3 separate regions of the Homo sapiens genome follow, and all the other regions are linked to region 2. Evidence: read pairs that join two places in POLR2A ChIA-PET (ENCODE). Cell type or tissue: MCF 10A. All regions are shown on one strand. Links, peaks and the distances in the headings refer to the core of each region. The heading gives the core; the rest is flanking DNA. Region 1 overlaps LOC105372614 (a long non-coding RNA gene). Region 2 has its middle 150 kb from the start of LINC01370. Region 3 has its middle 280 kb from the start of LINC01370.

Region 1 (10,062 bases), core at 2,450-7,449, 74 kb before region 2:
TCTTCTCCTCTTTTGGGTATTCCAATTTAGTGTATATTAGATCTCTTAAAATCGTCCTATAGATCACTAATGCTTTTCTCCATTTCTTTTTTACTTTTTTAAAGTATTTGATTTTGCATCATTTCTATTACCATGTCTTCAAGTTTACTAATGTTTCTTCCAGTTATATCTAAGCTACATACATCATAGATCTTTCTCTCAAACATTTTACATTTTACCAATAATATTTTGGTTTATATTTATATTTGTCCTGTCTCTACTTAATTTTTAAACATATGAGAAAAATTATACATCCAATGTCCTTGCTTACTAATTTTAATATCTGTGCTGATACTGGGAAGTTTTAATTTATTGATTTTTTTCTTATTATTTTAGTTTTTGTTTGCATACTTGGTAATTCTTGATTGTGTACCAGATATTGTGAAGTTTGCATTTTTGGATGTTTGATGCTTGCATGTGTGTGTGTGTGCATGTTCTTAACCTTTGTTCTGAATAAGGTTACTTGAAAACTGGTTCTCTAGAATTTTGTGTTTTAAGATTTGTTAGGGGAGACCAGAACATTGTTTATTCTACGACTAATCTTTCTCTAGTACTGAGGCAAGAACCTATGCTGAGAAAAATATGAGCATTTCTTTGAATTCATTAAGAGAGGGTGTTATTATTGATCAGCCGTGTCAATCATGGAGAGCAGATGGAAGAGGTAGCACATGTACCCATTATCTGCATTCTATATTATGTATATTCGTGTAATAAAGAACCAAGAATGATTACCTTGGAATTTTCCCAAGATACTGAGATACTCCAAGTAGGGGGGCATCAGGGAAGATGACTGAGATTATTACTCACATTTTAAAATAAGTAAGGTCGAAGAGGCTAAATGACTTTTTAAATTCAATGAGACTTCAATGCAAGAACCAGGATTTGAATTCCATTTAACCCCATTTTTAAATAGCCAATTTAATTGGAGAGATGGAAGCAAAATGACAGACAATGAAAGTGATATTGGGGCTTCACAAGACTATTTCACTGTCCCTTAACTACATTATGTAAGTTGCTGTGTCATCTACCCATTCTAGGTGAGGACCACACGTGGAAAAGGGAGGCTGAGAATGTAAGACATCAGCAGAGTGTGGATCTGATAGCTGTGTTGGGACTAATGGAAGATAGATGGTTTGAGAGGTAAGGAGATGGCTGGGCACTGCTGGGAATGTTTTGAAGGCACATCTGGGCTAAACAGGGAGTATCATGAATGATTAGCAGTATTTGCTTTGAGCTTGGTGAAATGAAGGTAAAGGAGTGTAAATAAAGGCCATTATGTTAACAACCTAGGCTTCTTTTCACAAGATCATGACAAAGACCTTGGTGGATAAAATCTTGCTGGTTGTATTACTTTTTTGTTTATTTGCAGTTAGTTAGTTTGAAATTTCCTAGGTGAAACCATTTCCCCTTATTGCAAATATTTTTCATGGGACTATTGATGTCATTCTTCCACTCCCTTGCAGCAGGATGGACAGATAACCACAGAACCCACCAAAATTCTTCTCTGGAAATGATGCATATATATATGCAGGCACATAAAAATATTTATATAGAGATATATATCTTTTCTATATATAATACACATATTTTATAGATAAAAATATTTTATCTATAGAAATATACACTTTTCTCTCTATATATTTATTAATATTTAAATTATATTTATATGTTAGAATATATAGAGAAATATATATAGAATATATATAGAGAAAATACATATTTTCTATTTTCTCTATATATTATTTACATATTATATATAGAAAATATATATATTATCTATATATTTCTACATGTATTCTATATATTTCTGTATATTATATATAATTATATATTATATAGAAATATATATCATATATTAAAATACATAATGTATATTCAAATACTTTGTTTTTATATATAAAATACTTTTATATAACAGTATTTCTATAAAAATAAATATTTTATATATTTCTATATATCTATATTTCTATGTCTAGCATAGAAATATATATATTATTAAAAATATGTAATATATATTTTTATAGAAATACTTTGTTTTGGTTTGCTGAGCTATAAAAATATGTCGGGGGCTAACAGTGAGCATCTCTTCTAGTTTCATGGTGAAGATGATGATGGTAAAGGGTCTGGACTGAGCCACACTTGAAAGATAACAAATATACTTGAGAATCTCAATTGAGCCATTCCTGAAACTAACATGAACTTCCTTGTTATATAGGCCAAACAATTCCATTATGTTCTTAAACCAGTATCTCAGTTTGGTTTCCCCAGAAGCAGACCTTGAGACAAGGATTTAAGTGCAAGTTCTTTATCTTAGAGATAATACTAGGATATAATAGTATGAAAGAAGAGAAGCAAAACAAGGAACAGAAGACAGTCACTAAAAGTCTTCTTATCCAGGCAGTAACCACAATACATAATTGGAGCGTAATCTCTTTGGGAAACCTTAGGAGCCAGTATAAAAATGTGTCTGCAGATTATCCCACCTGTGGAGAGAGGGGTTGGGGGTATCTATGTACTATGCCCTTTAGTCAGTTATTGAGTTGTGATCCCAGGAGACATCAATTCCTGGAAGTTCTGGCTGCCTTGTGGGTGGGTGGCAGCATGGGCTCGTAGAACCAGAGGAAGCCCTCAGGCAACGAAATGCAGGGCTGGCCAATTTAAGTTGGGCTAGTGTGGACTGAGGTGAGGGTGAAGAGACATGAGTGTCGCAAAGGCGAGGTCTGTCGCAGCTTCACTGAGTTGAATTTCCATCACCTGCAACAGAGAGTGCTGGGAGAATTCAGGGCCCCTCATGTGCTCTCAGACCTGATCCATGCCACCATCCAGCTTTGTAGAGAAGGCAGCACTGTTTCCCTTTCTTGAAGGATCACCCTGCCCTCTAGGTGGCATATGTGTGTACCCCAAGATCTAGACACTGAGAATGGAACTCGGTAGCCTCTCTGCGGAGAAAGACAAACCCTTATGAAGATCAGATGAGGCTTTCATTGCAGGAGGCCTTATACTATTTACCCACTGACAACTTCTTTCTCATGAAAGTTTGTTTTCAGGGTTGTGCCCTGCCTAATGTGATTTGTTTATTTTTCTTGAGTGAGAACCAGCTTTGGCTTTTAGGATTTGGCCTCAGTTGTATTTCCCATTAGTCATTTTCCCTGCAATAAATGTTGTTGGCTGTAAAGTTGGAGTCCTTTTAGCACAACTGGGAGGGGCTTGAGGCTCCCAAATATTGGCCTTTTTCTAGAGGAAGCAAAAAGAATAGCATGAGGTAAAGAAGAGTGTCTGAAGTCAGTAACTATTGTTTTGATATGCTTAGATTTTACCCCCACATCTTATTCTTTACCCACCCAAATCTTTGACACTAGAACATGAGAAGGAAAATAAGGCAGGCAGGCAGGAAGTGATGGTGGTACAAAATTAGGCTGGAGTGATGGGCAGGAACCATCTCCCTTAGTTCTAAGATCAACCCAAGGAAGGTCATGTCCTCAAGGAAGGATGGATCATTCCCACATTCAAACTGTAAACACCATCATCTCACTTTTTATAAAGGCTTTCTTATGAGCTCCTGAAGTTGAGCGTTAACTGGTAAATGTGATCGTGTACCACATTCCCCCTCCTCTCTTGCCCCAGACCCTGCCAACACTACAATCTTCATCAGATCACACCCAATCAGAGAACACTTAGTGTAGATACTAAGAGTTGGGGGTGCATTGTTCAAAATCTCTGATCTTTGGTAAAGTTCACTCATTAAGTCTGTTTTTTTAAGCATCTGATCCATTCCAGGGACCGTTTTAGACACCTGCAATAAAGTGATGAAAAAGAAAGACAGTCTCAGTCCTCAAGAAACTTCTGTTCTGATTAGATAGGCAGAAGACAAATAAGAAAGACATTAATTCAATAGTTATGCAACATCTCTGTGCCTTAGTTTCCACCAACATATGTGAAATGGAGTCAATAAAAACACCCACTTTGTGTTGTAAGAGTTAGATGACCTAAGATGGAATCGATGGAAGAGACCCTCGCTTATTCATCATTGCTCCCTGTGTATCCATTCTCTGGTAGAGGCTGAATTCTAAAGATTCTGGTCAGCAAAGCCCTAAATCTGAACATGCTTGAATCAGATGAATTCTGCAAGGGACTGGCACAGAATAGGGAACCCTTCTTGTGCTCTGGACACAAACCCTAAGCCAGGTGTACCTGGACATCATTTTCTAGGATGCACAAAGGGTCTTCATTCATTAATGCCTTGCACATGTCAGAAGGGAAGAGAGGCTTTGGGCCTCAGCCTTGCCATTCAGACCCAGCTCCTTACTGGTACAACCCTTCCATATCCCTTACTTCCAGGGCCTGGGAGCATGGTCTGCAATGCCCAATCATGTCTGGATGTGCCTCCAGGTTCAGACATTACTATCCCTGCTTTTTCTGGTTTTCATTTCCTTTTCTTGTGTGCTAGGCTTTTGAAATACATATTGCAGCCACTTGTTGCCCTGTTTTCTAAGCTGCCTTGAACTGCTGCCAGAGGCTGTTGCCAGAGGAGCTAATGACTAAGTCACTCTCCTTTTGGCCTCTGGCAGGACTGGAAATCCACTTGGGGATGGGGTAGCAAAGGCCCAGCCATCCTGAACCAATCAGGAAACCACAATAAAAGTGCCGACCAGGGAGTCAGTCACTCACCCTCAAAGCTCAGCGCTGAGCTCAGCATGGAGGTGTCCACGAGGCTGGGGATGCTCTAGTTTGCTTCTGCAGAACCACATCAGAAGCAGAGACTCAGGCACAAAGGCAGGACCTTCAGAGAAGCCTTGGGGGGTATCCCAGGGTCAGCAGGAAAGAGAAACTCACTGTGTTTCTGAGCCAGGAAAGACAGAGAACAGCAAAGAAACTCCAGGCTGTGAGCCAAAGACGGCAAACCCAGGTGAAGTAGATTATGAATAACAATAATAAATAATAGTTAACAGCTATTTTGAACTTACTTCATGTAAGGCCTTATCCAAACACTTTTAAAGTCCTACCTCATTCAGTTCTTCCAATAACCCTGTCAGATAGGCTCTATTATTTTTCTCACTTTCAGAATAGGAAACTGAGTCACAGATTTAGTTTGCAGTGGCCCAATGTTGTCCCAGTGATTCCCTCTTACAGGACAATTGCAATCCTCTTGGTTAGTAATCCTGATTTCAAAATGCATTTCCCAGTTGGTTTATTTGTTCAGGTGTATCCAGCACTTGTACTGAGAGCTCAGGATAGAGAAGATAAGACAGTCCTGGTCTTTGTCTGGCTGATTCTGATGGCCACAGCATCTCCAGCCACCCATTTTGACCTGTTCTTGTTTTCACCTTTGCTTTCCATTATTTATGGGGGTTTATAGTACAGTAAACCATTAGGTTGGTGCAAAAGTCATTGTGGTTTTTGCCTTTAATTTCAATGTCAAAAACCACAATGACTTTTGCAGCAATCTAATAGTTTCTATTTTCTGCCCATCTCCTACACCTTCATCTCTCTTGGATTTGCCATCACCTAGAATGTGCCTCTTCCCTATCTACCAATTTTGCTCTTTTGAGTTCTGCCTGTCCTCCAAGTATCACCTACAGTTTCCAATGTTGCTGCCTTCATTAAGCTTTTCACAAGAACCCCAACCTCAGGTCTTCTCTCTCTCCTCTGAACTGAGGGGATGAACACTTTGCAGCAAGTTTAGAGATTTTTACCTCATACTTCCTTGCATTGTCCATTTCCTTTATAACTGAAGAGAAATGGCCGTATCTTATCACTCTTTCAGTTTCTTCCATATGCTATTATGGAGTAGTTAAAAATAGCTTATGGATTAAGGAAATAATTTAACAAAAAGGATATGGTGGGCAGCTTCTAAGAGGGCACTATGATCCCCACCTCCTGGTATTCACGTCATTATGTAACCTTCTCCCCTTGAGTGTGGGCAGAACCTGTGACTTTCCTCTAGCCAATACAATACAGCAATACTTATAGGCTGCCACGTCTATGGTTAGGTTATGTAAAGTTGTGAATTCCATCTTGTTAGTAGACTCTCACTGGCTTTGAAGAAGCAAGCATCCATGTTGGGAAGGCCTACCTGGCAAGGAAATGAGGGCAGACTACAGCCAAGGAGAAACTGAGGCTCTCAGCCCCACAGCCATTAAAGAACTGAGTTTCGCCATCAACTCCATGAGGTTAGAAGCAGATCCTTCACAGTGCAGCCTTCAGATGAGACCTCAACCCTGGCTGACGGTTTCAGTTATACTTTGAGACACCCTGAACCAGACAGCCCATGTAAACTGTGCCCTCGTTGCTGACCCACAGAAATTACAAGATGATAAATGCATGTTGTGTTAGTCCATTATATTTGTGGTAATTTGGTACACAGTGATGGATAATACAGGAAGGTTCAGCAGACAAAGCCTTTTTGGAAGAATTCAAATGGATTGAAAAGTATAACTAAGGAAAGCAAGAGAGTGAGGTGACATTTGAGGCTGGGGAAGTGTGTGAGCAATGGCTTTATGGAATGTTCACAAAAGAGTTCCAGGCAGACCTGGAGATGTAGACAGGAAGCTAACTGGGGAGGCCTTAAAGCAAAAAGAAGAAAAAAAATACCAAGCCAGAAGAAAGAAAAATGGTGACAATGTAGAGAAATTGTGATAGTGAGGGGATACCTCCATGAACATTGAGAATGAGAGAAGACGGAGATGCTCCATTCATACCAGATGGCCTTTACCTTCGTATAAATGCAGGTTCTCAGGTTATCTGCTGAAAGCAAGAGAGGAAGAGGGCTTTTTAGTGTAACAATACTATTGATGACAATAAGTCACCATTTTACATCTCACTTAGGCCTCACAGCCTCCTTATGAGAGGTTTTATTTCCATCTACACTTTGTAGATAAAGATTAAAACATTCAGAGAGATTAAGTTACTTGCTAATTGTCATCCAGTTCAGAAGTGGCAGAATTTGGAAACAAACTCAGATCCTAGAGCCATGGTGTCATACTGAGGTTCTGGAACATTTTTCTGCAGATGCTGTGGGGAACATGCTCTTTGCCAGTGCTGTTTTACTGCTCTGTGTCAAGAGTGCTTTGGGAACAGTGACAGAAAACATGATGGGTTTAGACTCAGAAGGAGGAAGTGGTAGAAAACATGATGGGTTTAGATTCAGGAGGAGAAGGTGGTACAAAACATAATGAGTTTCACCTCAGGAGGAGGAAGTCTAGCAGGAGATAGAAACAGGCAGAAGAGAGGCTTTTTTATTGAGAAGACATGAAGTAATCTAGTGTATCAAGGTAAATTTTTCAGGAGGTGGAAGACAACCAGTGTGTGAAGGTTGTAGCTACTGGAGCATCTGCACACAGGAAAACACGAGCTTCCCAGAGACTTCAGATCAGAAAGCCTAGCTGAGCTGTGAAAGAAGACGGAAGATGAGGGACTGGCTCCAATTATAAAGTAAATCATAGAGTAAGATGGTGAATGGAGATATGTAGGTAAGGGATACAGGAAACCTGTCCACTTCATTCCAATAAACATTGATATACATGCTCATAGATTAATTGAATCTTTCACTGTGATTCCCGGACAAAGCAGTACCATCTCTGAAATAAAAGCCTCTATTTTCTGTTTCCATCTTTATGAGTCAAGCAGTTGTTATCATGTTTTTAGAAAACAAATGTAGGCTTCAAATTCGTAGTTACTCCGGCCTATTCAATGAAAACAACAATCATATGTCAAAATGATACGATGGCATGATGGTTCAGGATGGACTGAGTTGGCATGAGAGTTTACCAAGGAGGATGGAAGCATTTTCCAACTTTCAGAAAAAGAGTGATGGTGTGCTCACCTTTTTGGCATAATCCTGGGGTATTGAGAACCAGCCCTCATGCGATACTGAGAAAACCACTAAGAAGGCAGCTATGACGTTTCTTTCCTATTTTTTTCTCAATGCCTAGCTCTGTGTTTGGTGCCTAATAGGTGACTTATAAAAGCATATTGACAGAATGAATGAGTGGGGAATAACTTTGTATGTTGCTTTGCTCAGTCCCTTTGCAGTCTATTTTAGATAAACATACATTCTAGTGAGTACCAGGAATTAGACAGCACATATGCAGTTCAGAGACTGAGGGTCTGAGAAGTCCAGACTCCTCTCCCAGCTCTCCTCTCCACTTACAGAGGAAACCAACCTCCTCTTCTCCCCCCACCTCACAGAAGAGGGAGGCCAGCTCTAATGGCCTTGGCCCCAGTTTGCTTGTATAATTAATGTGGGATTTTTCCTCCTCTAGTAAAAAATGACCTTGTCAAACAAGAGACGACAAAATCTTGGTTACTGAGCAACTGTGGACTCCCTGCTGGGATGGCATCCTGGGCCTTGCAAAGAGAAATCTAATAAAATTGGTGTCAGGGGCTCCCTGGGTGCCAGTTCCCCTGCTGCCTGACCCCACAATCCCAATTTATTAGCCAAACCCAAGAAAGCAGACAAACCTCACTGGCTCCAGACAGGAGACTTCCAAGTGGGAGCTAATGTGGGGGCTGGGGCTAGGCTTCAGCAAAAATGACAAGGGAAATGACAGGAGGTGCCAGCCGACCAGGGAGCCTGGGGAAGCCTTATTCAGAGCATCATGCTGCCTTGACAGGGCCGGTTTCAACTTGGTAGAAGAATGTGTTAGAATGGCCCATTGGGAAAGGAAGTGTTTTTTCTCTCTTTGTACTGTTATTTGCAGGGCCATGGACAGCATGTCTTGCATTAGCCATGTTCCTGGGAGTCAGCAGGCGTCAGTAGAGGAATAGCCAAAGAAAAATATTTGCATGTGGAGTTTTCATTTTGTAAACTGAGCACTTCTTCAAGTACAAGAGAGTTTTAAGTGTACAGTCACTATTTACCCTTCCACACAACCAAAACTCCCTGCGATAGGAAACACTGATTTGCATTGTACACTAGCTGCACTCCTTATTAACTAAATGATCTTGGGAAAATTTCTTAACTTCTTCACCTATAAAATGAGATAACAGTACTATTCTCATAAGGTGAGGATTCAAATATGAGAAAAACAGAATAAACCCACAAAACGATAGCAAGTCACTATACCAGCAAAAATCAGCTAGAAAAAGAAAGTCTATTTCAAATAGCAATGAGAACTCTAAAATGTCTAGGAATTGTCTTAACAAATAATATATAAAGCCTATGGGGGAAAGTGTCAAAACTCTAATAAAGGACATAAAAAACCATCTGATAATTTTAAAGATATTCCATGCTTATGAATGAGATGTCTTAATATTTAAAGTTACCAATTATCTTCAAAGTAAACTATGAACTTAATGCAGTGACAACCTAAATTTCAGACAGATTTAAAAATATCTAGAGACTAGAAAAATGCACACAAATGTATATGATATAAAAATATAAAAGCCCATAAATAGGTCAATTTTGGAAAAGAAGAACAAAAAAGAGCAATGTACTGCACTAAATGTTAAGATATATTACAAAGTCATAGAAGTGAAAACAGTATGGCAGTGGCCCCCAAAATGAATAAACACATCAGTGGAACAGAAAGGAACATTCTCAGGGAGTTATATGCATACCTGAGCAGGTGATATATATATATATATATATATATAAAAGATGACAACAAAAATAAGTGGATAACATTTTATCTGTAAGTTTTAACTGATGGTGCTGAGAAATTTGACTTACCACGTGGATGACAATGGAAATCCTTTTACTACAAATAAAAGGGTGTCCAGATGGATTAAAGTCCAAAGTGTAAAACATGAAACTTGAAGTTTAAACAAAGAAAATATTATTAAGATTAGGAGCACAGAAGGATTTCTTAAAAAAGTCTCAAATATCACAAATCATATGTTGTCAAAGTTAAGAATCCCTGATCATAAATACCATAGACATGGTTAATAAACAGTTGACAGATTGGCAGAAATTACTTGCAAGTTATTTGCAAATTTTAAAATTAGCAAAGGACGAATATCTATAATGTATAAGAAACACCCAAAAGTCATAGAAATAGAATGAAGGGAAAATGTATGAGTAGG
Region 2 (10,062 bases), core at 2,254-7,253:
TCATAAAGAAATCGTTTGCCTGATGCTGGTGTTGGCTTTGAGGCTGAGGCTGGCTGAGCCTGCAGGAGTGAGCCATGGGTACTCAGAAGGCTGCAGGCATGGGGTTAAGTGGGGAAGCGACATTCTCTCCTCTTTAGTCCCTACACCTCTGCCTTCTCTGGAAGCATTATCCTAATTTTCCCCAAATCATTCACTCTGGGCAGAGGCCAGATTGCAAATACCTGGGCATGAAACTATCCTTTACCTGGGTAATTTCAGGGGTAGGAGATCTTAATTTACTTTCATTTTCTTCTAGATCACCTCACCTAGTGGGCCAGAGAGTTGGGCGACCTGGTTTCCAATCCCCACTCTGCTGCTCACTAGCAGTGCTACCCTGGGCAAGTTACTCGACCTCCAAAAACTTCCATTTCCTCATTCATAAAATAGGAGTAACAATTAAACCTACATCATTGAGTTAATGGAAGGATTAAATTACCGAAAGGCATTTATCCTGGCCCATAACAATTTCTACACTCACTCTTATATTCAGCAAATATTTATTGGGCACACCATAGGAAACAGACACATTTTTAACACTGAGAATACAGTAGAGAAGAGTAACAAGTCCCTGCTTTCATAAAACTTTTATTCTAGTTGAGGAAGAAAATAATAAGCAAAGACAAAAGATGTGATATGTCAGGTGATAAAGGTTATGAGGAAAAAATAAAATAGGCTAAAGCAATAGAGAGTAATGGGAGTGCTCTTTCAGCTAAAGCAGCTAAAGCCTTTATGGAGGAGGAGATGTTTGAGCAGAGATGTGAGTAAGTGTGGGAGTAAGCTATGCACACTTGTGCAGGAAGAGGCTTCCAGGCAGAGGAAACAGATGTGCAAAGGTCCTGAGGCAGATATGTGCTTTCAGTATGCAAAGATGAAGCAGCAAGAAGACTGGAGGGGCTGAAACATAGGCAGAGAGGAGGGAGTGGTACCTGCTGAGCGAGAGCAGGTGTCCTAGGCAGCCATGATAAGGACTTTGGATGTTATTCTGAAGGAGATGGATGAGAAATCATCCGAGGAGTCTGAAAAGAGCAGCTCCACGACCTGACTTACAGTTTGTAGGAGTAGCCCTGGCCACTGTGTAGGTAAAAATGGGGCCTCTAAGGAGCTCACCGTAGTTATCCAGGGGAAAGATGATGAGGATAGTAACAACCCTGCCTCATATGAATGTCACTGGGACAAGTTAAGGTCACAGGAGATGGTGTCGTCCTATGTCCATCATAGGAACTCTCTTATTATTTCTCTGTCTCTCCTTTTGCCCCTGTACATATGCAGGATTCCTGCCCCAGCCTTCCCAGTCCTTGTATAAGAAGCACTCTGCTGCTGTCCACCTGCAGAGCCAGTGCTCTGACATCAGGGAATCAGTTCAGCCTTAGGAACTGGTCCCTGTGTGCTGGTGCTAATTACTGGAGATGTGGATTCCAAAATGCAGTGTATCCTGAAAGTCTTGGGCCCAAATGCAAAAGCTTCTCCTTATCTATGGAGCACCTTTCTGCCCATTCTCCTTATTGCCCCTGGCCTATTCACTTGGTGGTCAGACTGACCTTACTTGTGGCCTGAAATTCCAGAGAGAAGGCAGCAGGGAGAGGCTATTTTTGATGTTTATTAATTCTCAAAATGCTGGGTTTTGAGACCCCACTACCCCTACCTCAAAGGTGATGCCACGGACAAATCAAATTAACAAACAAAGGAAAAGGTAGAGACGGGTGTGTTCTAAAGACAATATTCTCTGAGAAGATGATAGGCAGGCTCTAGACTCATCCTTTAGGCTGCCTCCCTGACCTCTCTGGTACCCATACTTTTGGTCATAAGCTGTCTCCATCTTCACAGGTTTGCTGCAACAGAAAGGGGCTCATGTCAACTTCCTCAACACCTCCTGAGACTGTTAAACAGCTGGCAGGAATATGAGAACAGGTCCATTCTCATGAGGTTCACTAGATTTACTTGTTTGTTGCTCTAAGAAGCCATCACTCAAATTTCTGCAATGCAACTAGTTAACGTGTCCTTCCATACAGCTTTCTGAATATCCCCCAGCCTTTCTCCCTCTGCTCCCAATGCCCTGGTGAAGATGTGGCCTTATTATCTCTGGAATAGGTTAAGGTACCAGCCTCCTGAATGTTCCACCTGCCATCACTCTTGCCCCCTTTCCAATCCAAACCTGAGCAAGTGCTCTTCCCACTTCTCCCCACTTTTTTTTTTTTTAATTTTCCAAGGGCCTTGGAAGAAAGTGCAGCTGTGTGACTTGTCTTGCATGTCACCACTCTACTGTGAGACATTCTGCAGTCCCACTAGAATCTTCAGCTCCCTGGAGAACGCTGCCCCCATGTACACTTCCATACCTTTACACATGCCCTCTCTCCTGTCATTTTTATGACCTAGCATCCAATTCAAAAGTCATTCTTTCCATAAAGTTTTATATCAGTATCCCAGAAAGTGAGATTGCTCACTCCTCCAGGTACCCCATTCATTTTTTTACCTTCATTTCAGATATCCCAAATTATTTTCTAATTATCTCTGTGTGTGGCATTCTCCTTCACTGGTGCATCAATTCTTTGAGGGCAGTGACTCTTTCATGCTGCCATGCACTAAGCATTTGGTATTGTTGATTTCATCCTAAGTAGATCTAGAAAGATCTGAGGAGAAGAGGGTATAACGACACAGTGAGTCACACCTGCAGTAGGGAAAGAAAATCCCAAAGCACATGATAATAATGTTTGCAAGTTTTTCCTTAATCTTTCATGTATGTAAAGTGTGTCGCAGATATGGACTCACTTGCCCTTCACATAAGTCCCATGGGGAAGGCATTTTTATTCCTGTTTTGCAGATGCCAAACTGAGTCTTACGTAGAGGGGCTAACTGAATTGCCCAGTGTCTCACAAGTCAAGTGTGGTGTGGGAGCCAGAATTCAAAGTTCACTCCATCCCACTTCAACACATGAGTTCTTAGTCACTATAGAAATGTGCCCTCTCGCACTGGGAGATGTTGACCTGTTGGCCTATGTATGATGAGCTCTGAGGTTGGGCTTGCAATGACTTGAGGAATTATGTCGAAGCGACTGCAGCAGAGGCTACAAAGTGTCTGCCTCTGATAGGGTTTGCAGACTTGCTTCTCTGGGTTGTCAACCATTTAAAGCACAAAATGAGGAAGACTTACATGGCTTGGCCCAGTACTTTGTCTATAATCCCAAATTATACTTAGCAACCTCACCATCCAAGCCAGAGTCCTTTCTTTAGAGTTTTCAGGCACAAAAGGAATCATGATTAATCAGTAATCATTATCAACGCTTAATTTTGCCCTGGTCCTGATTTGGGGGCAATTATTTGTGGTTGAAAGTAGTAAGCAGAGGCAAAGTGAGCAAAGATAAAGTCACCAAGGTTCTTTGAGCAGTTTATGGACTTCTTTTTCTCAGGAAGCCCTTCAAGAAAAGCATTCTATAGTCCACTCAGAACTTCTTTTGACCCTCACGTATGTATTCAAAAAACACTCATTGATACCAAATCCTGTTATAGACACTATAGCTATGGTGACAAGCAAGATAAATTATGAAATGCTTATTATACAGGGAGAGACAAAAATATAACCCAGTAAAAATTATGAAATATAAAATAATTTTGCATTGCAATACGTATTATCAAAAATATTTAATAGGAGGTAGGGAGAGAAAATAATGAGGATTGCTTGACTTTCTATAGTGCATTCAAGGGAGTCTTCTTGGAGGAAGGGTCATTTAAATGGAAGCCTGAAGATAGAACAGAAGTCGGGTATTTGAGGATTGCGGGAAAGAGGGCTCAAGATATGGGGAGCCAGAAACAGGGATGGAGGCTGCGGAATTAAGGAGCTTGTGTACGTCTGGAGTGCACAAGATGAGGATGGTAGTAACACTGTCTCCAAAATTTAATTTTGAATACTATGGTTATGCATCCTGAGTGATCCAGGAAAATTGCCTTCTTTCTCTTCTCCTCAATCTCTAAGTACCTAAACTAAGCCTCCTCCTCTTGCAACGTTTTATCTCTGGTGTTCATGGGAGTTGAGAACACACCATTGGAGAATTTCCTCAGTTCAAAGACACCAGATCAACAAAACAATCTGGATGTTAACCCTGAAGCCAGCCTACAATAATCAGGGCTTCTGGCTCAGGTTCACAATGAGCAGGAGACCTCTGCCACCTCCAGTGCTACCTCTTTGTAAAACCTCAACAAGCTATTTTATGTGAAAATATTAATCACTGCTCATTGCAGCGTTCAAAATCAGTCAAGGAAGCCTCTTTGAAGGTGGTGACGTAGGGGTTTATATAAGGGATCAGCTGATGGAAAGGAGAAAGATGCGCGTTCCAGAGAGAAGAAACAAGCTGGGTAGTTTTGCAAATGGTTTATGCCCATGTGGAGACACGCCAGGTTAGAGCAGGTCTGTGTGGGAGAGAAGTTGTGGTTAGGGGCATGGAATTGGACAGAGACCAAAAACATGGGTCCTAGAAAGTCAAATTGGAGGACTTTCATCCTGCAACTCCACCCTTTCCTCTCTTTTTTTCTTCGAAATTAACCGGACTTATTTCTTATTCTCCTCATGGGAGATTTCACAGCTATTATTTCCATTTTCTCAATAGCTTTGGGAGGTATAATTATCCCCATTTACTAGCTAAGGAAACTAAGGCTTAGGAGGGTTCACTGACAGGAGCGGGAGCAGCTTGGGCTCATGTCACGTGTCTTCATAGTCAGCACATAGCTTCATCTGTCCTATCCTGCACCTGCTGTGTCTTACTGCATTTAGATTGCAGCCAGCTTTCTCTCTGTCTCTTTGAATTTCAGCACAGGTAGGTACTGCACTTACCCATTCTTATAGATGGCAAACCGAGGCTCAGAGATGTTAAACCACTCCTCCAATGTCACATTGCTAGGAAGTCGCCAACACATTACTAAACCTGGGGACATCTGCTCTTCAGGGCAGCACTCCGTTGCCTCCCAATACCCAGTAGCTGTGATTGTTAGATGATGATGATGATTATTAATAGAGTTATTGCTTTTGGGGCAACACTAGCAGTGCAGCAGCGAGCAGGCTAGCAGGGCCCAGGGCAGCTTGCTCGGCCACATCTGCCCTGGAGCTGCTGTCTGCTGTGCACCAGGAACCCGCCGAAGCCTGAGAGCTGTCAGCACAGATTCCACCAGGGAGCCAGCAACGCCCCTCACTTCCTCAGGCCTCTCTGAAATCCAGCCAAGGAACAGGCGCTGAGCTCACAGTCAGATAGCTCCCGGAGCCTCCGGCCCTGGGCACGGTGCCCTAGCTGGTGGAGATGGAAACAGCAAGGCCCTTCTGACTCAAAGACTCCTCATTGCCCCTGACACCTCAGACTTAAAACCCACCATCACTGTCATTCAGCATCCACCCTGCCAGGCATGATGCAGGGAGAGAGGAGGGGATAAAAAAGGGAAGGGCCGTACAGAGCCAGGGCAGAGGGAGGAACCGAGCTGGAGAAAGCATTAAGGACCCACTTGTGAAAATCCTTTGGAGTGCTGAGGCTAAAAGCCCATCTGGGTGGGATCAAAGGGGAGCCCCCAACACAGCCCATGACTGGAGGATCAGCAACTTGCAGGCCTAGTTAGGCCTTGATTTCCCTTTTTCTCAGCTTTTGAGGAGAACTACAGTCACTGCCTGAGAAAATGCAGCCTCAGGACACAGGATTCTAATTCAGTGCCTGCACAGCCTTCCAACCAGAGGCCTGCAAATGGTAGAGTCGTCCATCTGGATCATTCTGCAAATTGTGAGGTCAAATTGCATTAATAAAAAAAAGCATTCCCCTTTTAATTCTCTTTCTCTTTCAGTTTCTCATCAGATTGGGATGAGATGCAGAAATGCATCAGATTGGGAAACACACCTAATCCTTTGCTAAGCTCCCTTTTAAACAACAAGCCCAATCTCTGGTAGGCAAGGGTGTCTTGGTAAAACCTAAATAGAATTGCCTAGTTTCCATTATACTCATTTTGACAGTGAATCCTTTAGAATAGGAAGTATTTCTTGTCTAAAGTTTCTGTTTAGATCCTATACATGAAGTTTTTAAAAGCAAAAGGAAATCACAGCTCAGCCCTTTGCAGATACTCTGAACATCTTGAGGAGAGGCAGGGACAACCGGAGGTAGGGAAACGGGGTCTCGGATGACAAGCCTCAGCTCTGGGAAAGTTCTGGAGGTGGCAGGACAGCCAGGCCAGAGTTGTCCGGTGGAGACTTGGCTCCTGAAGCCAGCGGGGCACCCCTGAGCAGCAGGCCTTTCTCAGAGCAAACATCAGTCTCTCTCCTCTTTGTCCTTAATGACCACAGCTGGGTAGGGGGGAGAGGCTTTAACTCCCAAGGAGGCTGTTTGTATCCAGCCTGCGAGGAGAGGCCTAAATTGGCATTCCACATCATAATAAAAAAATTCCCAGCAATTATTAAAAGATTCTTATCTCTTGCTCCCTACATGGATAATGAGTTCCTTCTCTGCTGGACTGAGACAGGCTGTCTCTGCTCTCACTTAATGAAACAGGACCAAGTTTGCAAATGAGCTTGCCCCGTCTCTCCCCTTAACCTCTGCTTGTGGAGTTGTACATCAAACCTTCTGGCTTCTGTCTTTCCTTATTAACAGCCCGTAATCTTAGCAGGGCCCTTGCCTTGGCACTTCCTCTTTGCATGTACAGGTCTGGTTTTCACTGGACCTAATGACTGGGGGTTTGCCTTTGTCTTTCTGGGACTGAAGTTTTAGGGGATCCAGGTGCTTCTGGTTTCATCAAATAAGAAGGCTAATGAACAATGAGAGAGGGGAAGAAAGAGAGGGAATGTGTGTGTGATTTAGCTGAAAAAAAAAACACCAAAAAAACAAAAAAACACTACTGCTTTCTCTTTGGGAGACATTGGTGCTGGAACCTGTATTTAGCAATGGTTCTGTTTGAAATCCTCTACCCGCAGCTCTGAGTTCCAGGGATTCATTTCTTTCCCCAAATCCAGCCTACTTTGCGGGGTAGGATCAGGTCAGCTGAGTCATCTTAACAAAAGTCACTGCATTTTACTTTTCTAAGTCACCCCTCTTGGCCTTCCAGGGACTTTCCTTTATTTTGACACCATTTCAGCAAAAACCATTGAACAGGGATAACTCTTTTCCGTGGAGTATTTGACTGCTTTCCTCAAAGTCTCCTCTACTCCTAGGGAAGGAAGGAGACTGTGAACATGAGTTGGAGCAGGCAGTTTTATGGAATAGGTTGATCCGTCAGGCCTTTTGTGTGTGTAGGCTATCTGTCTCATAGCATGGGAACTGATGGACTCTGCTCCCAGGACATACTGGTGCTGTTATCTGGTGAAGTGCAGCTGATACTTTAGCTCTGAGATGAATTTTACTTGGGATACGACCAGCCAACGTTTCAGGAGAGCTTCACTTACTCTTTCAGGTGCTGTTCTAGTTGTCTGTTGCTGTGTAATAAAGTGCTCCAGAACCTAGCCATCTTATTGAACAACCATCTATTGTACCTCATGATTTTGTGAGTTAGGAATTCAAACAGGGTTCAGTTGGGCTGTTCTTCTGCTCCTTATGGCACTGGCTGGGGTCTCTAGGTTTTATTCAGCTGGTGACTGGCTTTGTCTAAAGCTCCAAGATGGCTTTGGTCATGTGCCTGACACCTTGGGGAGGATGGGTTCTCTTTGAATGCTGTACTTAACTGGGTTGCTTTACATCTTTATATTCTCAGGGCCTCTCCAGTGATCTTCCAACAGCTATTAGACTTTGTTTTCTTTTGAGATAGGTTCTCACTCTGTCACTCAGGCAGTGGTTTGGTTGGGTGAGGGGTAGGATGGAAGTAGCATGATCATAGCTCACTGCAGTCTTGAACCTCTAGGTCAAGGTGTTGGACTTCTTAAATGATTGTTCAGGTATCCAAGAGTGTATATTTCCAGAAATAGGAAGTGACAGCTGCTGGTCTCTTGCAGCTTGGGCCTCGAACCTAGAGTACATCACTTCTGCTGCATCCTGTTGGTTACAGCCACCATCAAACCTGCCCAGACTTCAGGAGAAGGAACATACATTAGGAGTAAGAACTTGGTTGGTTCTCAGTCTAATGCCTACGAAAAAAGGTACCAGCAACACAGAAGTTCCTTGAAGGATGCTAAAACTTTTCTCTTGATAACCATGACTGAAGATTAATGCTTTAGGGATAGGCAGGGATGCTGAATGAGGCCAGCTTGCCAGTCTCTATATGACCTCAAGTTTAGAAAGTGACAGTGACAGAAGCATAATTTTGGATACCCATACATGTTAAGGGAAACTAAGATCCACAAGCCGATGAAGATGTGGTCTGGGCTTCATCTTTGCTGCCTGCCAGAGTAGCTCAGGGCAAAAACCTTAAAATGATGCCAGCCTCTTTTGCCAATTGCCCCCCATAGATGGTCCCTTGCAGCCTGGGAAACAGGGAAACCAAGAGTCACGGATGTCATTTACACCAGAAGAGTCAAGCCCTTGGAAGAGCAGCTGCCTTCCTTCCTTTGCTATACCAGGAGCTCCTGGGAGTTACAGGAAGCTCCAGTTACCACTGCCTCCATCAGACGGGATCCTTCTTCAGGAATGCAAGCTTTGACATTGCATCTCCAGTGGCAGTCTCTTCTGTACTCCCAGCACTTAGCATGTAGGCCCTGGAGGAATCCAGAAGCAGTGGCTCCTTCCTTCCTACCAAGGCAGGAATGTTAAGTCACCTCTTCATGACTATACCTCTGCCCCCCATTATTGTTATCTCTCTTTCCAGTCACAAGCACTCCTGAGAAATAAACTTCAGATACGATGTGCACTGACTCTCCTTCCATGTTTTTTTCCAGCTCAGCACCTGAAGTGCCCATTCCATTTAATTATTCTCTGAGACACTGAAGATGGGAGGAGGCTATCTTTAGTGGATCCCAAATCTAGCTTTGCATAACAAATAACCTGTGAAACTTAAGATTAAAAAATACAGGTTCCCGGAATCTCCTTAAAGAGATCCTGATTCAAGAGGATGTCAGGGATTCGTATGTCCCCAACTCCTCCCTGGTCATTTTGATGTGAGCCAGGCTTAGGAACCACTGGCCTGTGTATTTTATTAACTCTGAGGGATGCAGGGCCCGCATTTCAAAGGATGGGGCCAATTAGCCCTCCCAGTTGGTAAGACCAGCTTGATTATTGAGGAGGCAAAGGCCTGGGGTGTGTTTTCTATAGTTAGGACCTGACCCATGACCTCAGCCAGCTGCCTTGCAAATGCCAGTGGTCACCAGGGCAACCCAGCCAGAGAGGGTTAATGATTCAGAGCAAATGCATCTTCACAATTAGTGTGGGAGGAGAGGGAAAAGAAACTCTCTAACTAAGAACAGGCCATGCTGAATCTGTCACCTCTGAACACCATCATCTTTTATTCTGAAAATATGTAGTAGACACTGATGCCTCCTTTGCACTTTGGATGAAGTTTAACACTGTCTGCCATCTCAACAATGTTACCTACTCACATCCCTTTCTTCCAAAGACATCTTTATTAAAACAAAGATGAAATAACGCACCCATGTAAAACAGTGGTTAAGACATAAGTTCTGAATTTAAAGGCCTGGAATGAAATCTTGGCTCTGTTATTTGTGAGTGGTGTGTGTACAAGCAAGTTAATAAACCTTTCTATGCCTCAATTTTCTCATTCTGCAAAATTCTGATAAAATTGGTAACTTTTTCTTAGGATAAAAGATAAGGTAGTACTTGTAAAGTACTTAGCACAGTGTCTTCTGTATGGTAAGCACTCAAGAACTTATCACCGCTTTTATTTTATTTTATTTTGATAAGGACATTTAACATAAGGTCTGCTCTTTTAGTAGATTTTTAAGTGTGCAATACAGTATTGTTATCTATAAGCACAATGCTATACAGTAGACCTCTGGAAATTATTCATCTTGCATAAGTGAAATTTTATTCCTGTTGATAAACAACTCCATATTTTCGTTCCTAAAGCCCTTGGTAATTCTACAGTCTGATTCTACGGGTTAGACTATCTTAGAGACTTCATATTAAGT
Region 3 (10,062 bases), core at 2,639-7,638, 120 kb before region 2:
TGAAGAAAAAGACCCTCCAGATCTTTCTTTTCCAGAGGACACTGGGCAAAAAGTAGTTGTCCCAGTGACTGTTTAAGCAGCGCCTCGAGTGACTGCTCTTAGCTCTATTCAGGCAGGAATTCAGCAAGCTAGATGAGAGGGTTATTTACAGGCTTGGCAGTTCCCTGTTAGAATACACCCCCCAGATCAAAAGGGAAATATTATAGCTACATTTGAGCCTTTTCCTTTTAAATTACTCAAAGAATTTAAACAAGCTATAAATCAGTATGGACCAGGTTCTCCTTTTGTAATGGGACTGTTAAAGAATGTTGCTGTTTCCAGTCGGATGATTCCTACTGACTGGGACGCTCTTACTTGAGCTTGTCTAACTCCTGCTCCATTCTTACAATTAAAGTATAAAAACAAACAAACAAACAAAAAACAAAAACAAAAACAAAAAAACTTGGTGGGGAGATGAAGCTTCCATTCAGGCTGCTTGCAATGCCCAGGCCCAACCTCAAATTAATGTAACTGCAGACCAACTTTTTGGGGTTGGTGGATGGGCTGGTTTAGATGCACAACTGGTCATACAGGATGATGCCATAGAACAGCTTAGAGGAGTGTGCATTAGAGCTTGGGAAAAAATCACTTCAGGTGGAGAACAATACCCTTCCTTTAGTGCTATAAAACAGGGACCAAAAGAACCATACATTGATTTTATAGCTCGGTTACAGGAGTCTCTTAAAAAGATGATTGCAGATTCGGCTGCTCAGGATATAGTGTTGCAGTTATTAGCTTTCGACAATGCTAATCCCGATTGCCAGGCTGCTCTGCGACCTATCAGAGGGAAAGCACATTTAGTTGATTGTATCAAGGCCTGTGATGATATTGGAGGTAATCTGCATAAAGCTACTCTGCTAGTACAGGCCATGGCAGGACTGAGAGTGGATAAGGGAAATACTCCATTTCCTGGAGCTTGTTTTAACTGTGGGAAGCATGGTCATACTAAAAAAGAATGTAGAAAAATTCTGCGAGTCAGGCCACCAGATAGGGGAAAAAAAAGAAAACTGTTGAGCCTGAAATATGTCCAAAATGTAAAAAAGGAAAACACTGGGCTAGTCAGTGTCACTCTAAGTTTGATAAAGATGGGAACCCGATTTCGGGAAATGCCACGAGGGGCCTGTCCCGGGCCCCATTCTAAACTGGGGCATTTCCAGCTCAGGCCATTCCCTCACCCCTGTACAATGTCTGTCCCCCACCACAGCCAGTAGTGCCGCAGTAGATTTATGCTGCACAAAAGCTGTGAGCCTTCTGCCTGGGGAACCCCCGCAAAAGATCCCAACAGGAGTCTGTGGATCCTTGCCAGCAGGGACAATAGGATTACTTTTAGGAAAGTCTACTTTAAGTTTAAAAGGCATACAAATACATACAGGAGTCATTGATTCAGATTATAATGGGGAAATTCAAATTGTTATATCTACTTCTGTTCCCTGGAAAGCAGAGCCAGGAGAGCGCATAGCACAGCTCCTGACTGTGCAATGTGTGGGAATAGGAAAAAGTGAAATTAAATGAACAAGAGGATTTGGAAGCACAAATAAACAAGGCAAAGCAGCTTATTGGGTAAATCAAATTACTGATAAACGTCTTACCTGTGACATAACTATGCAGGGAAAGAAATTTAAAGGTTTGGTAGATACAGGAGTGGACATTTCAATCATTTCTCTACAGCACTGGCCATCCGCGTGGCCAATTCAACCTGCTCAATTTAACATAGTTGGAATTGGTAAAGCCCCTGAAGTGGGATCAAAGTAGTTATATTTTGCATTGCGAAGGGCCCGATGGGCAATCTGGGACTATTCAACCAATTATAACTTCTGTACCTACAAATTTATGGGGAAGAGATTTATTACAACAATGGGGAGCACAAGTTCTAATTCCAGAACAATTATATAGCCCTCAAAGTCAACATACAATGCATGAAATGGGGTATGTCCCTGTTATGGGACTAGAAAAAATTTGCAAGGTTTAAAAAGTTCCTGCCAAAGATTAGGATATCATTTTTGATGGCAGCCATTGTTAAGCCTCCAGAACCTATACCTTTAAAATGGTTAGCAGATAAGCTAATTTGGATAGAGCAATGGCCGCTAAGTAAAGAGAAACTGGAGGCTTTAGGTATTAGTTACTGAACAATCAGAAAATGGGCACATAGCTCCAACATTTTCCCCTTGGAATTCTCCAGTTTTTGTAATTAAGAAAAAAATCAGGTAAATGGAGAATGTTAACTGACCTAAGAGCCATCAGTTCAGTTATACAACCTATGGGAGTATTACAGCCAGGATTGCCTTCTCCTGCTATAATTCCAAAAAATTGGCCTTTAATAGTCATAGATTTAAAAGACTGTTTCTTTACTACCCCTTTAGCTGAGCAAAATTGTAAATGGTTTGCATTTACAATTCCTGCAGTAAACAACCTGCAGCCTGCTAAGCGTTTTCATTGTTTTACAGATGGGTCTAGTAATGGTAAAGCTTCTTATTTTGGCTCAAAAAGTAAAGTTTTCCAGACATCCTATACTTCAGCTCAAAAAGCAGAGCTTGTAGCGGTAATTGAGGTATTGACTGCTTTTGATATGCCTATTAATGTGATTTCTGATTCTTCATACATGGTTTATTCCACACAGTTAATTGAAAATGCTCAGTTACGATTTCATACAGATGAACAACTGATGACTTTATTTACCCAATTGCAAACAGCATTTAGGAGTACAATGCATCCTTTTTACATCACTCACATTAGGGCTCATACACCTCTTCCAGGACCTTTGACTGAAGGGAATCAAATGGCCGATCGCCTAGTTGCTAATGCAATATCTAATGCTAGACACTTTCACAATTTAACCCATGTTAATGCCTCTGGTCTCAAACGCAGATACAACATTACCTGGAAAGAAGCTAAAGCTATTATCCAGTGATGCCCAACTTGCCAAATGGTACATTCCTCATCTTTTACAGGAGGAGTTAATCCTCAAGGATTGGAACCTAACTGTCTTTGGCAAATGGATGTCACACATGTTCCTTCATTTGGGAGACTAGCTTATGTACATGTATGTGTGGACACCTTTTCTCACTTTGTCTGGGCTACATGCCAAACAGGAGAGTCTTCTGCCAGTGTTAAACATCACCTTTTGCAGTGTTTTGCGGTGAAGGGCATTCCAGCTTCTATTAAAACAGATGATGCCCCAGGTTATGCTAGCCAAGCCCTAGCTACATTTTTCTCTATGTAGAATATTAAACACATTACTGGTATCCCATACAATTCTCAAGGACCAGCCATAGTAGAAAGAATGAATCTCTCCCTAAAACAGCAGTTGCAACAGCAGAAAAGGGGAGACAGAGAGTATGGGACCCCACAGATACAACTGAACCTAGCATTATTAACTTTAAATTTTTTGAGCCTGCCCAAAGGATAGATGTTATCAGCAGCTGAACAGCATCTACAGAAACCAGCTGCAAAGACAGAAGCAGAACAACTGATTTGGTGGAGAGATCTGATTACAAAAACTTAGGAAATAGGTAAAATAATAACTTGGGGTAGAGGTTATGCTTGTATTTCTCCAGGCAAAAATCAACAGCTGATTTGGATACCACCAAGACACCTGAAACCTTATTATGAGCCAGATGCCAAGGAAGAGATTCCGGGAGGATCCCGAGTACTCCCCGGTTGCAGCCATGTCAAGACTGATGCTGAGGAGGACCCCAACTGTCACAAACAACACATGTCAAACACAGCCACTCATCTGGGGACAGATCAAGAAGCTGCCACAGATGGCGGAAGAAAACCTGAGGAAAGTGGGACAACCAGTCACAACAAGTAATTTAATGGTAGCTATGATAGCAGTTATCACCGCTGCTGTGAGTATTCCTTCAATAAGGACTGACACAGAGAACGATTATACTTATTGGGTATATTTATCAATCTTGGCTGGCAACAATGCCTGGATGCAATCACTCTATGTCACAGTTACACATGCTTTCTGATCTCAGTATTTACCATAATAAATCTGCTCCTATAATTGAGGCATACCGCCCTCAAAAACCTATTTGTAAACAGGATTGGACCCAGTTAGAAAAAATGAACGTACTTGTTTAGGAAGATTGCATTGCAGAACAGGCAGAGGTGCTGCACAACAATTCCTATGGAATCATTATTAACTGGTCCCCTAAGGGGATGTTTAGCTTGAATTGCTCCTCTCAGTCCGCGTCCCACGGTCATGCTATGTTCAGATAATCTGAACAAAACGGTCAGATGGTAGAAATAATAGAAGTATGGCAAGAGTTCCTATTATCTGGAACCATGTCGGTATAGTGGCACCTCAACCTCAAATGATATGGCCCACTCTAGGAGCTTAACATAAGGATTTGTGGAAACTATTAAATGCACTTAATGAGATCAAAATTTGGAAAAGAATAAAAAAGCATCTAGAAGGACACTCTACAAACTTGTCTTTGGATATTGCAAAATTAAAGAACAAATATTTAAAGTATCCCAGGCACACCTGACCTTAATGCCAGGAACTGGAGTCCTTAAAGGAGCTGCAGACAGATTAGCAGCCAGTAACCCAATAAAAACACTTGGAAGCTCTGTGATTTCAATGATGATTGTGCTTTTAATCTATGTTGTTTGTCTTTATGTAGTCTGCAGATGTGGATCCTGACTCCTGCAAGAAGTAGCTCACCATGACAAAGCTGCCCTTGCTTTTATTGATTTGCAAATCAAATAAGGGGGACATGTTGGGAGCAAGCCCCCCAAAATCTGGCCATAAACTGGCCCCAAAACTGGCCATAAACAAAATCTCTGCAGCACTGTGACATGTTCATGATGGCCATAAAGCTTATGCTGGAAGGTTGTGGGTTTACCTCACAATGAGGGCAAGGAACACCTGGCCCGCCCAGGGCAGAAAACTGCTTAAAGGCATTCTTAAGCCACAAACAATAGCATGAGTGATCTGTGCCTTAAGGACATGCTCCTGCTGCAGTTAACTAGCCCAACCTGTTCCTTTAATTCGGCCCATCCCTTCATTTCCCATAAAGGATACTTTTAGTTAATTTAATATCTATAGAAACAATGCTAATGACTGGCTTGCTGTTAATAAATATGTGGGTAAATCTCTGTTCGGGGCTCTCAGCTCTGAAGGCTGTGAGACCCCTGATCTCCCAGTTCACACCTCTGTATTTCTGTGTGTGTGTCTTTAATTCCTCTAGTGCCGCTGAGTTAGGGTATCCCTAACCAAGCTGGTTTCGACATTTAGGGAACCTGGTCATGGCTGGGTATGGCATGACCATGAGCTTTGAAGGGGTGTAAAAACCTAGCACTTATTCTTACCTCTTTTGGGTCTTTGAACCTATATTTATGGTAATGCTGGCTAGTGTTAACAGATACATTATCTGTGTTCTATCATGGTATATGTATATGTCCCATCCACATCAAGTTAAATTGGTGAAGAGGTCTGCATCTAGTTACTAAGCATCCCAGGCTGCCATGGGATTTTATGATTTTTAGGATGTGGATTCCAAGGGTGCTCTGTGTGTGAATATTCACCCACCAGATGAAGAAAGAGAAGGATAGATAACCTCATAGGAGTTTTATAGGCTAAGCTGAAAGAGATCTGCATTAATGGCCTAAATTTTATTAACGAGAACTGGAAGCACCTAATTGCTAAGGAAGGTGAGGGATGTAATCTACCCGTGTGCCTAAGAAGAAAGGGAGCTAGATTTCAGGAATGCTTAGCAGCCTTTGCCGTAGACCTCATTGAGAAAGGAAAGAAAGACCCTATATCCACCCACTACCCATCCCCCCAAAATATACAAACAGCAAGACATATGAGAAAAATGCTGGTCATTTTGGAGTTTTACATCATCCTTCAAGCCACAGTCCCTAGGATAAAAACCACTGATATTCCAGTTTCTTAGAGAAAAGGATCAGATCCTAAGTGATGGATATTTGCCAACATCATTTGAAAGCCTCTTTAGCCATAAGCAGTACTTAGTTGCAGAGACTGAGAATTCATCTTTGGGAAGATAAGGGAGGGAATTGCTACTGGCATCACCTACATATGGCTGCCACCTGCTCAGCATCTCCAGGGCTTACCCAGGGATATCATTGCTATAAGGATACTTGAAAAGGTGAAAACAACTTTGGAACTGGATAACAGGCAGAGGTTGGAAGAGTTTGGAGAGCTCAGAAGACATGAAGATGAGAGAAAGTTTGGAACTTCTTAGAGACTCGTTAAATGATTGTGACCAAAATGCTGAAAGTGATATGGACAGTGGAGTCCAGGCTGATGAGGTCTCAGATGGAAATGAGGAACTTACTGGGGACTAGAGCAAATGTCACGTGTTATGCCATAGCAAATAACTTGGCTATAAAGTGCCCTTGCTCTAGGAATCTTTGTAAGTTTGAACTTTATATTGGTGAGTTAGGTTATCTGGCAGAAGAAATTTCTAAGTAGCAAAGTGTTCAAGACTTGACCTGGCTGCTTCTAACAACTTATGCTCATATGTGGGAGTGAATGAATGATCTAAAGTTGGAACTTAAAAGGGAAGCAGAGCACAAAAGTTTGGAAGATTTGAAGCCTGGACATGTGGCAGAGAAAGAAAAAGATTTTTCAGGAGAGGAATTCAAGCAGGCTGTGGAGCAACCACTTGGTAGATAAATTTCCATAACTAACAGGGAGCCAAGTATGGATAGCCAAGACAAGGGAAAAAGACACTGAAGGCATTTCAGAGACCTTCAGTGAAGCCATTCCCAACACAGGCAGAGAGGCCTCTTGGAAGGAAGAAGGGTTTCATGGGTTTGGTCCAGGGCCCTGCTGCCCTGTGCAGCCTTGGGACATTGTTCCCCACATCCAGGCTGTTCTAGCTCCAGCCTTGTCTCAGAGGACCCCTGGTACTGCTCTGGCCACTGTTTCAGAAGGCACAAGCCAAAAGCCTGGAAGCTCCCATGTGTCGTTAAGCCTATGAGTGCACAGAGTGCAAGAATGAGTGAGGCTTGGGAACTTCTGCCTAGATTTCAGAGGATGTATGGGAAAGCCTGAGTGCCCAGGCAAAAGCCTACTACAGAAAACCTCGCAAAAAACCTCTACCAGGGCAGTGTGGAGGGGGAAATGTAGGGTTAGAACCCCCACACAAAGTCCCCACTGGGGCACTGCCTGGTGGAGCTGTGGGAAGGGAGTCACTGACCTCCAGACCCCAGAATGGTAGATACACTGGTAGCTTGCACCCTACACATGAAAAAGCTGCAGGCACTAAGCAACCCGTGAGAGCAGTCAACCGGAGTGGAGCTGTCCAGGGCTTTGGGAATGCACCCCTTGTACCTCTGTGCTGTGCATGTGGGAAATGTAGTCAAAGAGCTTATTTTGGAACTTTAAGATTTAATGATTGCCCTGTTGGATTTTGAACTTGTGTGGGGCCTGTAGCCCCTTTCTTTTTGACCTATGTCTCCCTTTTGGAATGGGAATATTTACCTAGTGATTATACTTGCATGATAAAATATCCTAGGAGTCAAATAACTTGTTTTTGATTTTAGAGGTTCATAGATGGAAAGGACTTGCCTCATCTCAAATGAGACTTTGGACTTTTGAGTTAATGCTGGAATGAGTTAAGACTTTGGAGGACTGTTGAGAAGGCATAATTATACTTTGCAATGTAAGAAGGACATGAGATTTGGGAGGGGCCAGGGATGGAATAATATAATGTGAATATTTGTTACCACCCAAATCTCATTATGGAATTATAATCCTAGTGATGGTGGGGCCTGGTGGGAGATGTTTGGATAATGGGGGAAGGTCCCTCATGGTTTGGTGCTGTCTTTGTGATAGTGAGTTCTCATGAGATCGAATAATTTCAAATGTGTGGCCCCTCCCCTGTCTCTCTCTCTCTCTCCCCCACCCCCCACTTGCTCCTGCTTTTTTCATGTGACTTGCGTGCTCCCTCATCATCTTTTGCCACAACTGTAAGTTTCCTGAGGCCTTCCAAGAAATTGAGCAGATGCCAGCGCTATGCTTCCTGTAAAGCCTACAAAACTGTGAGCCAATTAAACCTCTTTTTTTAAATAAATTACTCAGTCTCTCGTATTTCTTTATATTGTAGTAATGCAAAAATGGCCTAACACTTTTATGTTTTCACTTCATTTGTGTAGTTAATTGGTTGTAAGGTAAGCATGTAGTTTAATTTACAGGAAAATATCCAAATATTTTCCAAAGCAGGCATATAATTTCTCATCCCAGTAATCAAAACGTAAGTTCTAGTAACTGTATCTTTGCCAAGATTTAGTATTGTCTTTCTTCTCCTGCCTCCATATTCTCAGAGGTATGTAGTGGTATCTCATTATGGTTTTAATTTGCATTATCCTAATGATTAATAATATAGAGCATCATTGCACACTTACTTGCCATTTGCATATCATCGTTGGTTAAATATCAGCCTAAATCTTTTGCTCACTTAAAAATTTGTTATCTTTTTAAAGAGTTCTTTATATATTCTGGATACAAGTACCTTATTAGATTAATGTGTTTGAAAGTATCTTCTCCTATTTTGTGGCTTGTTTTTCATTATTGTAACAGGGTCTTATGAAGAGCAGAAGTTCTTATTTTTAATTAAAGTCCTATTTATCATTTTTTCCTTTTAATGGCTGTGCTTTTAGTGTTGTATCTAAAATGTCTTTGCCTAACTCAATATCACAAAGATTATCTCCTATTTTTTTCCTAGAAGTTCTATGAGTAGAGGTTTTAGGTTTACATCTATAATATATTCTCAATTAATTTTTTGCCGGTGGTGCAAAGTATGGATTACAATTTATATATTTTTGGATATGATGCAATTTTTCCATGGGTGCGTTACCTTTTTCATTTTGTTAGTTTTGTACCTTTGTTTAAAAACATCAATTGTCAATATATGTATGGGTCTTGGTCTGACTTACTTGTGATCCATTAATTTATGAGTATATTATTTCATTGATAATACAATGTCCTGGTTATTGTAGCTTTATAGTAAGTCTTAAAATTAGCCTGTATGAGTACTGCAATTTTGACCTTTTTTCTAAAATTATTTTGGTTATTATATTCTCTTTGCATTACCATGTAAATTTTAGAATCATCTTGTCAATTTTTACAAAATACCTTGCTGTGATTTTGATTGAGATTGTACTGAATATAAAGATTGTGAGATGGGCAATTGACATCTTAATACCACTGAGTCATCCAGTCTATTAACATAATAGGTCTCATTTATATAGGTATTCTTTGACTTCTTTGGTCAGTATTTTGTAGTTTCCAGTGTACAGATCTTGTATATATTTTGTCAGCTTTAACCTCAATTTTTTATGTTTTAGGGACATTTTTTCTTTTTTCAACTTTAATTTCTAATTTTAATTCCCAAATGTTCATCGCTGCAATACAGAAACATAATTGATTTTTGTACATTTAATTTGACCATGAAAACTTGCTAAACTCATTTATTAGTTTTGGTATGTTTTATGTAGCATATTTGGGATTTTCTGAGTAGACAAACATACTGTCTGAAAATATGACAGTTTTATCTGTTTCTTACCAAAATTTATAGTTTCTATTTTTTCTTGTGCTCTAGTGTGAATTTGAATAGGAGTGGAGAAAGCATGCATCCTTGTCTTTTGCCTAATTTTAGTGGAAAAACTATAGGTATTTGTAGCCTCTCTAAATTATGTTGAGAAGGTTTCCATTTGGTTTTAGTTTGCTGAGTTAAAAAAAATCAATTATAGATTTTGAATATGTGGAAAACTTTTTCCTGCTTATATTAAGAAACTCATATTGTTTTCCTTATTTAATCTGTTCATATAATAAATTTCATCATTTCTGTGATGAGCCTTACTCGGTTGTTTTGTATTATCTCCTTTTTATATTGCCAGATTCTACGTGTAATTTTTTTGAGGATTTTTAAATGTATGTTCACAAGAAATGTTTTTCTGTGATTTTCCTTTCTTAGAATGCTTTTGTATGGCTTTGGTAGTATTAGGGTAATGCTGGCCTCATAAAATGAATTGGGGAGTGTTATC

What was found. ChIA-PET counts read pairs that join two places held together with the same protein. Peaks named below come from ENCODE experiments on the same cell type or tissue, not always from the same donor. Only the 100,000 strongest peaks of a DNase experiment are listed, where the experiment ranks them.
Region 1: POLR2A ChIA-PET joins it to region 2 with 7 read pairs; 2 of 35 experiments call an interaction of 5 or more read pairs at or near these places.
Region 3: POLR2A ChIA-PET joins it to region 2 with 5 read pairs; 2 of 35 experiments call an interaction of 5 or more read pairs at or near these places.

The regions. Positions count from the first base shown.
Region 1 is chr20:39,770,669-39,780,730 of GRCh38, forward strand. LOC105372614 (a long non-coding RNA gene) reads left to right here. Exons shown (of 6, transcript XR_936714.3): 5 at 1,077-1,179. Among named protein-coding and RNA genes, the nearest start is that of LINC01370, 230 kb to the right of the region's middle. In MCF 10A, for the core only: no CTCF peak of the experiment used is centred there; a DNase peak (open chromatin) is centred at 4,573.
Region 2 is chr20:39,844,605-39,854,666 of GRCh38, forward strand. No RefSeq gene overlaps it. Among named protein-coding and RNA genes, the nearest start is that of LINC01370, 150 kb to the right of the region's middle. In MCF 10A, for the core only: no CTCF peak of the experiment used is centred there; a DNase peak (open chromatin) is centred at 5,267.
Region 3 is chr20:39,721,866-39,731,927 of GRCh38, forward strand. No RefSeq gene overlaps it. Among named protein-coding and RNA genes, the nearest start is that of LINC01370, 280 kb to the right of the region's middle. In MCF 10A, for the core only: no CTCF peak of the experiment used is centred there; no DNase peak of the experiment used is centred there.